2 separate regions of the Homo sapiens genome follow, and region 1 is linked to region 2. A link is a loop called in an ENCODE intact Hi-C map of the cell type or tissue named here. Cell type or tissue: gastrocnemius medialis. All regions are shown on one strand.

Evidence for each region. A loop is a pair of places that touch in the nucleus more often than their neighbours do. Peaks named below come from ENCODE experiments on the same cell type or tissue, not always from the same donor. Only the 100,000 strongest peaks of a DNase experiment are listed, where the experiment ranks them.
Region 1: a loop joins it to region 2, with 5 times the contacts of the local background. A loop is called at or near these places in 1 of 110 quality-filtered maps.

Annotation. Positions count from the first base shown.
Region 1 is chr6:134,906,371-134,911,370 of GRCh38, reverse strand. No RefSeq gene overlaps it. Among named protein-coding and RNA genes, the nearest start is that of ALDH8A1, 41 kb to the left of the region's middle. In gastrocnemius medialis, no CTCF peak of the experiment used is centred here; DNase peaks (open chromatin) are centred at 2,300 and 3,082; H3K4me3 peaks cover 1,011 bases; H3K27ac peaks cover 1,670 bases.
Region 2 is chr6:133,433,332-133,438,331 of GRCh38, reverse strand. The region is part of intron 3 of EYA4 (EYA transcriptional coactivator and phosphatase 4); the gene reads right to left. Among named protein-coding and RNA genes, the nearest start is that of EYA4-AS2, 21 kb to the left of the region's middle. In gastrocnemius medialis, no CTCF peak of the experiment used is centred here; a DNase peak (open chromatin) is centred at 3,031; H3K4me3 peaks cover 385 bases; H3K27ac peaks cover 4,747 bases.

The DNA of each region.
Region 1 (5,000 bases), 1.5 Mb before region 2:
CAGATTTTTGTGGAGTCTCTATGCTGTCATTGCAAGATCATGGCATTGATCTTGAATCTATAGGGATAAAATAAGTCCTGGCATACATCTAATATGAAAAATAATCTCTACCTTCAAGGAGTTTGCACTCTATGGAGAATGGAAGAGTGTTGGAATGCATTTTCAGAGCACTGCATGTGAAGCAGAGAGATAATGCTTATGTATATTTAGAACTACATAAATAATAAAGAAAAGAAAAAGAAAAAATGGAACTGGGATGCCTTAAAATTCTTCAGAACATGGAAATGAAATGTTGCTTTCTGGCTGGCTAACCTCTAAGGCAATCAAAATAGAATATAATTAGCTATCTATTGCTGCCAGGGCTTAAACCATTTTTCCAAATTGTGTTTGCCAAGACAAAAGGAGGTATTTTCTGTAGTACAGGAGAGGTGAATGAGAGGATGAGTGGGTTGAACAGTCCTGAGTAATTATTGCATTTATTTAGGTTTCTGCAGCTATCTATCAGGCCCTTGGCTTATGATAGCAAATGATAATGAACAGTCAAAAGGCAGAAATAGCAACATTCACCCTATCATGACACAGGGACATTATATTCTTTTTATACACAATACAGTGCAAAGGTTCAGGGAGAGCGAGAAGTATGACCTGAAGCCATTTTTCCACTACTCATCATTTTTGACAGTTACAAGAAATCCAGAGAAGGGATTTTCTTGTCTAATTATTTCTAACCTTAAAGTTCAGGGAGTCAGTCTTTCTCAAGATTAGGATTCACTAAATACATCCTGAGGAAAGGGTGCAGTACATGTTCTGCGAATACTGTCCAGGAGCTGTGAACTCTCTCCCTTTATTTAGGATATCAGAGGAAGGGGCAGGAGAGGGGAGGAGAGTTCAGTCATCTCAGCTTGAAGCAAGTGCTCGGTAAGCACTTTGGTATCGCTCCCAAGGGGGACTGTATCACTTCCATCCCAATGACTGAACTCGACCTGAATGCAGACCGCTGAGTCCAAGTCCCAAGTCTCAGGACCCCAGGAGTTACTAGAAAGAAACGCTCAGAGCTGCTTTCTGGTAGATTATTAGTGGGAGAATACATTTCCCCTAAGATACCTAAAATCAATGCAAAGAGGACCTCAGAAGTATGTATTTTGCTGAACTTGAAACATCAGAGAAATTGTTCAAAAATCCCCTGAAGAGATAAATATGCTGATATTCAAATTTTTACCTATCTTGATGATTCTCACATGCTTTGATTTCTCAAGGATGTTGCATGAAAATCATTTTTCCTCTATTAGAAATTCATGAGCGCCTGCTGCTTACTTCCCAGCGGCAGTCCTTGGGACCTGGTATGTGGGCACTTTAAAAAGATGCTTCAGGAGAGCATTTTATGCTCTGTGCAGGGACCTGCTCCTGCAGGCAATTGGCACGTGTAGTCACAGAGCCCGAAGCTCTGGGGCTGTCACATAAATTGCACAGAGTCAGAGGCTGCTCCCCACACAGCAGCCCAACCACCCCAGATGGCCCCACTCTACCTTCAGTCCCCCAGGGAAGGGGTTTCCACCCTCTCCCGCCATTCACTATGTCTGAGCTTGAAATATTAAAATAGAGTACTTGTTTCACATATAACTCCAATTCCAACAGCTGTAATTAAGAACACATAGAGGCCAGCTGCTTATTATATGTAGGCAGGAGCTCCAAAATACTTAATCAGAATTTGCAATTAGTTGTCATTATCCTCAGAATACCTCTACTTCTTTGATGCTTGTATATTTCTATAGGTTCTGTATATTCTGCATTCTAGTTCTGTTTAGGAGTTGTTTGCTGTAAGATCCTTGGCAAGCCAATAAGCTTCTCCATGCCTCAGTTGTCCATCTGGCAGTGGGGAGAGAGCTACACAGGGTGATTTCAACAACCCTGGCAATTAACCTTGTTATGATTCAGTGACTCCATGAATCCCTAATATTCCGGGAGTATTTTTCAAGGCTTTGTTGGAAATTGTTGAGTCACACTGGAATGAACTGCCATTATGAGATGAGGTTGGAATGTTCTGATCGCTCCAAGGGTAAGACTGGACTGAGGAATGTGGAGGAGGGCTGCGACGAGGTGTGGGATGGGAAAGTCATCATCAGATGCGTGGAGCTGGCATATCCTAGGCCAACAGACAAGATTAGGCAGATTCCCAGCACCTGATGAATGGCCAGCTGCAATCAGAATTACGATTCTTCCCCGAAGAGCAAGCAGCCTATGATTTGTTTGGCAGAAGCCTCAGAGTCGTGATGATGATGATTTGCACCGGCCTTTGGGTGAGTCAGCGCTGACACGAGGCACCGACAAGCTTGGCAGCAGAGACTGACAGTGACTGTTCTGGACTGTTACACACATTTCAGAAGGCTTGCTGTAGATACCCAGGAACAAAATATCTTCCCCACACTACAAACTGAAACCCTCATGAACAAAGCCTGAAGTGAGAGGCTTGGCCCTGGGACATCTCAGGGGTGAATCCACCCTATATTAATGGAGTCATAGTCAGCTGCAGGCACCCCCAAGCAAAGGACGCTGGAAATTCCCAGAAGATAAGCAGATCTGAAGCAAGGACCAAGGGCTTTGAAACTTTCTTTTCTTTTCTTTCCTTCCTTCCTTTGTTTTTTTCAAGACGGAGTTTTGCTCTTGTCACCCAGGCTGGAGTGCAATGGTGCCATCTCAACTCACTGCAACCACCACCTCCCAGGTTCAAGCAATTCTCCTGCCTCAGCCTCTCACGTAGGTGGGATTACAGGCATGCACCACCGCGCCTGGCTAATTTTTGTATTTTTAGTAGAGACAAGGTTTCACCACTTTGGCCAGGCTGGTCTCGAACTCCTGACCTCAGGTGATCTGCCCGCCTCGGCCTCCCAAAGTGCTGGGATCATAGGTGTGAGCCACCGCGCCTGGCTGAAATTGTCTTTCAAAAGTCTGAGCTCAGTGGCTTATGGGAATATCTAACATGGATGGCCTGAAGGCAGGTGAATCATCCTAGACCAGCCCCCGGCACTCCCTGTGCCAGGCAGAAGGGAAAGAGTAGCGCAGTGGGAAGTTGGTTCCCAGGGGGTCTGCCTCTCCAGGTCTTCCTGCTGAACAGCCGGCAGCACTTCGGGCACGAGAGGACATTGTCCTCCTTTGACCTCACCTGGAGCAGGCTTTCCAGGTTGTCTCTGGGGAAGGTGTTTATTATTATTATAATAAAAAATATTTTATATTATATAAAAATATATATATTTTTATATATAAAATATATATAAATATAAAATATATATTTATATATAAAAAAATATATATAAAATATATATTTATATATAAAAAAATATATATAAAATATATATTTATATATAAAAATATATATAAATATAAAATATATATTTATATATAAAAATATATATAAATATAAAATATATATTTATATATAAAAATATATATAAATATAAAATATATATATATATAAATATATATAAATATAAAATATATATATATATAAAAATATATATAAATATAAAATATATATTTAGATATAAAAATATATATAAATATAAAATATATATTTAGATATAAAAATATATATAAATATAAAATATATATTTATATATAAAAATATATATAAATATAAAATATATATTTATATATAAAAATATATATAAATATAAAATATATATTTATATATAAAAATATATATAAATATAAAATATATATTTATATATAAAAATATATATAAATATAAAATATATATTTATATATAAAAATATATATAAATATAAAATATATATTTATATATAAAAATATATATAAATATAAAATATATATTTATATATAAAAATATATATAAATATAAAATATATATTTATATATAAAAATATATATAAATATAAAATATATATTTATATATAAAAATATATATAAATATAAAATATATATTTATAAACATATATTAAGATATTTAATGGTTGCATGGATAACTTTAATATGTATAAATTTTAATCTGTTGATTTATCGAGTTTTGACATTATCTACCTTCTCCCTGTTCTGTAAGATGAGGAAAGTAGATGGTGACCACCATCCCAGGCCTCCATCCTTTCCCCTCTCAACTGGCCCGCTGATTAATTTCATTATCTAGGCTAGTAACTTCTGCACTCTGTTCTGTAATTTTAAGTTGGCTTTCTGTACTTTGTGTATAGCTTGACTTTAAATAAAAAAGGCTAAAAACCAATAAGAGACATTCCTAATATTAAGATAATATACAGCCTGGGCGTGGTAGCTCATGCTTTTACTCCCAGCACTTTGGGAGGCTGAGGTGGGAAGATTGCTTGAGGCCAGTTCAAGACCATTCTGGGCAACATGGTGAGACCTCATCTCTACAAAAAATAAACAAAATTAGCCAGGTGTGGTGGGATGCACCTGTAGTCCCAACTCCTTGGGAGGCTGAGGTGGGAGGATTGCTGGAGCCCAGGGGGTCGAGGCTGCAGTGAGCTGTGATGGTGCCACTGCACTCTAGCCTGGGTGACAAAGTAAGACCCTGTCTCAAACAAAAGATAACATAAATATTAATTGCAGAATCAAATAGTATGTAAGATCCATAAAGATGGAAAGGTAATTTAATGTTGCCAAAAATATCCACCCAAAAAGGTGAAAAAATGGATTCCTTTTACTTTTACCCTTCTATTTATTCAAGTCATATCACATTTCAGTTTGCTCTTCTTATAACTTCTGAATAGCTTTTTCTTTCTGTTTCCTTTAATGGATAGAATAGACATATACCTTGGAAGGGAGGGAAAAAAGCTTTCCTCTATCCCCCTAAGTTTTGTGTCTGGGACCTGCAAATTAGACTGACAAAAGACAGATTAACAGAAAACAAAAGACATACAGGCCGCGCACAGTGGCTCATGCCTGTAATCCCAGCACTTTGGGAGGCCAAGGCGGGTGGATCACTTGAGGCCAGGAGTTTGAGACCAGCCTGGCCAACATAGTAAAACCCCATA
Region 2 (5,000 bases):
GAAAATGTTACCCCTGAAAAACAAAAACCTCAAAATAAAAATAGCCTTGGCATTCTACATTCCAGTCCACAGGAAACCGAAATGCAATTATCTAGATATTTACAATTTAGTTACTTATGCTTGAATTCATTTAGGTAGGTCAATGTTTCTTGCAACTAAAAGTCTTCAGAGAACAGAGATACACTATGGCTACTAAGAATACAGCAAAAATATTCCTGTATTTCCTTTTATATGTTTTGTGATTAATTTAATTGTGACACTTCATTTTCTTTTTAATTCCAATTTATACAGAATGTAAAATCTATAAATTTTACCTTAGGTTTAAGCAACAGGAAATGATTAATGGGTATCAGTTTTTACTGTGTATATATTGTATGTGATATGGTTTAGGCTTTGTGTCCCCACCCAAATCTCATCTTGAATTGTAATCCCTGTAATCCTCATAATCCCCACATGTCAAGGGAGAGACAAGGTGGAGGTAATCAAGTCATAGGGGCGGTCTCCCCCATGCTATTCTCAAGATAGTGAGTGAGTTCTCACAAGATCTGATGGTGTCATAAGTGTTTGGTAGTTCCTCCTGTGTTCATTCTCCTCCCTGCTACCTTGGGAAGAAGGTGCCTTGCTTCCCGGTCACCTTTTGCCATAATTATAAGTTTCCTGAAGCCTCCCCAGCCATGCGGAACTGTAAGTCAACTAAGCCTCTTTCCTCTATAAATTACCCAGTCTTGGGCAGTTCTTTACAGCAGTATGAAAATGGACTATTACAGTATGACACATTCTGTGTTTGGTTTTTCATATATATATTATCACCTTTAATCTTTAAAATAACGTATTAATATATAATTTTCCACATTTTACAGATGAAGAAATTGAGGCTCAGAGAGGATACACAGCAGTCCCAAGGTTACACAGATAGAAAGTAGCAGCACCAGAACTTGAACTCATGTTTATCTGATGCCAGAGCTCAGACTGTTTCTATCAATTTAAGTGACTTTATTTTATTCACACCATGAAATCACAATCAGGAATGCATATCCCTGAAATAAAACATTTTGAATAGTTTTCAGGTTACTAAAGTCAATATAAGGATCTGCTCTGCCAAATGTACACTGCTCATAATATTTAAAGGTAGTCATTCTTTCTTTCCAGGATGTTTATTTCAACCCCTTGTTAGTGGTCCTTATGTCATGAGGCCATTTGAATATTAGCATCTTTCCAGACAATATAAAAAATGAACTTAGTCATAAACACAAAAACTTAAAAAAGGAAAAGAAAGAAAAATGTAAAGACATGCAACTAGTTTCTGGGGATTTTTTTTTCCTGCAATTTTTCTGTAGCATAGATGGAATTTCTTTCTAATAATTTGAAATATCCTCTTCAAACCCAAGAAAGGGGAAGCCTTAAAACTGTGTAGTTTAGAGTCTACTCGAACTCTGAAGCCATTATTTATTCTGTACAGATCCTGGTAATGAGTCATGATCCTGCTTATTTATAAGTTGACTCCATCAGTTGTTCACAACCCAAGAAATGCAAAAGCATTCTTGATGTTCAAACACTCCCACTCATGCCAGCTTTTTCTCTTTGCATAAAGTGGACATGGGTCTATTTCCCACATTCTCAAGAGTCCACCAAAATAGCAAATTTGCATTTGACCATCAGAATGATTTTAAGGGCAAGACTTGCTCATAATTTTTTCTTCCTATGTGACAAAAGCCTCAATTCTCCTTACCTGAAAAGTAAGAATAACAACAATAGCTTCTATTCACGTAATTAAGACTGTAAGGCACCATCAGGGTAGGATTGTTTTCTAATTTGTTCATGAATTTTTTTCCCTATTCCTAGAATAGTGGAGTATATTTAGTGGGTGCTAATGAATAAAAGGAATAGAAAAAAATGTAGATAAAGTCATTTGGTTACATGGAATCAAATGTAGTCTAGTTCAGCAAACATTGCTTGAGCATCTACTTTGTTCTTGGGACAGTTCTTAGAATACAAAGAATCTTCAAAGATTCCCACAGGCTAGGCAGGAGAGCAAGGGGCTAGGTAAGGGGAGATGGAATTAGTTCTCTGATGGAAATGCATGTGGAAATTTCTTTTTTTTTTTTTTTCCTCAAGACGGAGTCTTGCTCTGTCGCCCAGAGCTGGAGTGCAACGGCACGATCTTGGCTCACTGCAACCTCCGCCTTCCGAGTTCAAGCAATTCTCCTGCCTCAGCTTCCTGAGTAGCTGGGATTATAGGCACGTGCCACCACGCCTGGCTAATTTTTGTATTTTTAGTGGAGACGGGGTTTCACCATGTTGGCCAGGCTGGTCTCGAACTCCTGACCTCCTGATCCAACTGCCTCAGCCTCCCAAAGTGCTTGGATTACAGGTGTGAGCCACCGCGCCCAGCCTGGAAGTTTCAATATTTATATGTGCAGTGTTAGATCTCCCAAATGAGTGAGGGGGGGTGTGTGTGTGTGCACACATGTTTGTGTCTGTGTGTGTGTGTGTACACGCGTGCACATGCACTTTAGAGTCAAAGAGGAAAAATATACTGTGGAATAAAAAAAGTAATAAAGCATCCTGATCAATTTAGATCTTATGAAAATTAGTAGGACATGCCACTGCTGTGTATCAGTTCCCACTTTCTGGAAAAAGTACGGGCATTTAAAAACATCAGGTAACAATGCCAGGTCATGTTAAACCGACATATTTCAGATTAGGATCCAAAAACCACTTGTCACAACTTGTAACCCTGAGCCAATTACTCTGCTGGCAGGCTGGCTGGGAGATGTGGCTCCTCTCCGCGGCACAGTGTCTATATCACTGATCAGGTGGACAGATAGTCCCAGAAGGAGGCCCTCACCAACCCATTTCCCCAGACACAGTCAGAACTGGGGTCAGCTGCAGAGATGGGAACCGCAAGAGGAAGGAGACCCTTAACAAGGACCAGGAAAGTGGTGTATGCATAAAGAAAGGAAGCTGTTCTTGAAATGTGCCAGTGACCTCATCCCTGTCCCTGAGGCCAGCATGAGTGCTTGCAGTGCAAGTGACCCATCTGCCAGGGTGACCTCAGGCCTCGGACTAACAGCAAATAAAGCCATGAACACACTGTTCTCTGGACACTTTTGCAATTTTTCCTTTCCAGGGCCTACAGCTCTAGACTTGAGACCTGCAACTCTTCCCCTTTGTTCACTATGACTCTAACAAATTTAAAACATGTCAGTTCTCTCCAACCCCAAGAAATGTGAATAAATGTTTCCGAAAACCAGAAGCATTTCCCTAAATTTTTGTTTTTAAAAGTCCCCCTTAATCGGAAAACAAAGAAATAAACAAAAATCCAATGGATTTTCCAAGCATTATTTGAATGGCACAGGATTCACTTTCTGTCAGATCAGTTCAAACCATCATTAATGAAGCAGAAAATTATTTTCCTCTAGCAAGTAGTGGAGTAAAGCCATAAGACCACAATCAAAACATTTAATGCCATCAATTGTACTAAGAAACATATCACTGTTTTTTTCTAAGAAAAAACTCTACCAGTAAAGATCAAACTGTTCACAGGATAAACAAATCTAGGTTTCCCAATGTTGTACTAACAAGAGCAAAGCATTGATATAATGTACAAAAAAAAGGTGGTAACCTATTAAAATGATCAGATTTCCAGTTCTGAAGGGACATTAAATGTCCTCAAAAGCAAAATGGAATATTGTGCTTAAGGCTATGAGAGCAGTGTTAAGAGTCTCTACTGTCAACTAAAACCTGAATTTTAAACTCTGCCTCATTTACCAGTCATGGGACCTTAGTCTCAATATTGGAGATAATAATATCCTCTGGAAGGCTAATGTGTGAATTAAATAAGATCACACAAAAAAAAGTATCCAAAGGTTGGCCTACAGTGCATCCTTCATAAATTTTATTACTACAATCACTTCTACAACACAGACAATAAAACAGCCTGGTTTGTCTATTTGAAAACTTGTAGTGTCAAGAAAATCATTTTCTTAAGAGGCAGCCCTTTCATTTTCAGATAACTTATACTATCAGAAAGTTTTCTATCCGGGGCTTCCCTGAAACTTTGGTCCAAGAAAATTCATTTATTGTCATGGGTCAAGTCTAAACCTTCTTTCATATAACAGTCTTTCACACATCAATGACCTGTCCTGCCCAAGAGCTTTTTCTCTCTCAGGGAGGGCATCTCCAATTCCCTCAGTCCACTCAGTCCATCTCAAACTCTTTTACTTTCCTAGCATTCTCTTCCATAAGATCTCCAGGATTCTTCTTTAACAGTGGTCCCCATAGTCACACAGTTGTGGTCCAAAATATGGCAAGGCTATTACAACTCTCACTTGTCAGTGTAGACTGAAGAGTACATTAGCTTTGTCCTCAGACACTGTGCAGTCCTAATTCATGCCTAAACCCAGCCAGTGAAATTCTCAAGTCTTTGTCCCATGTGATGCTTGAGAGCCCTGTGTCCTCCCAGTCGCTCACTACACATGCAGTTGGCATTTGGGACCCGAGTGAACAGCTTTTCATGTGTTTCTCCTAAATGCCATCTTGTTGGACTTGAGTCCATTGTTTCAGCCTGTCTGTTAGATTCTGATTCTGCTGTTCAATGTCCTCTTTCCCAGTGAAGTTCCTATCTCACCTACAAACTTTCTTAGCATGCCCTCAATGCCCTCACAATAAACATGTTGGCCAGCCACAGTGGCTCACGCCTGTAATCCCAGCATTTTGGGAGGCCAAGGTGGGTGGATCATGAGGTCAAGAGATGGAGACCATCCTGGCCAACATGGTGAAACCCCCTCTCTACTAAAAATACAAAAATTAGCTGGGCGTGGTGGCGCATGCCTGTAGTCATGTTGAAAAGCACAATGCCAAGGACAGGTCTTAAAGAGGGTACTAGAGGTATACCTCCAGATTTATATCAGTTCATCGGGAATAGTTATTGAGCTAATTTCTGTCTTTTTCTCATAAATATCCGAGCCTCTGGCATGCGCTTGGCTGAATTCTATGTG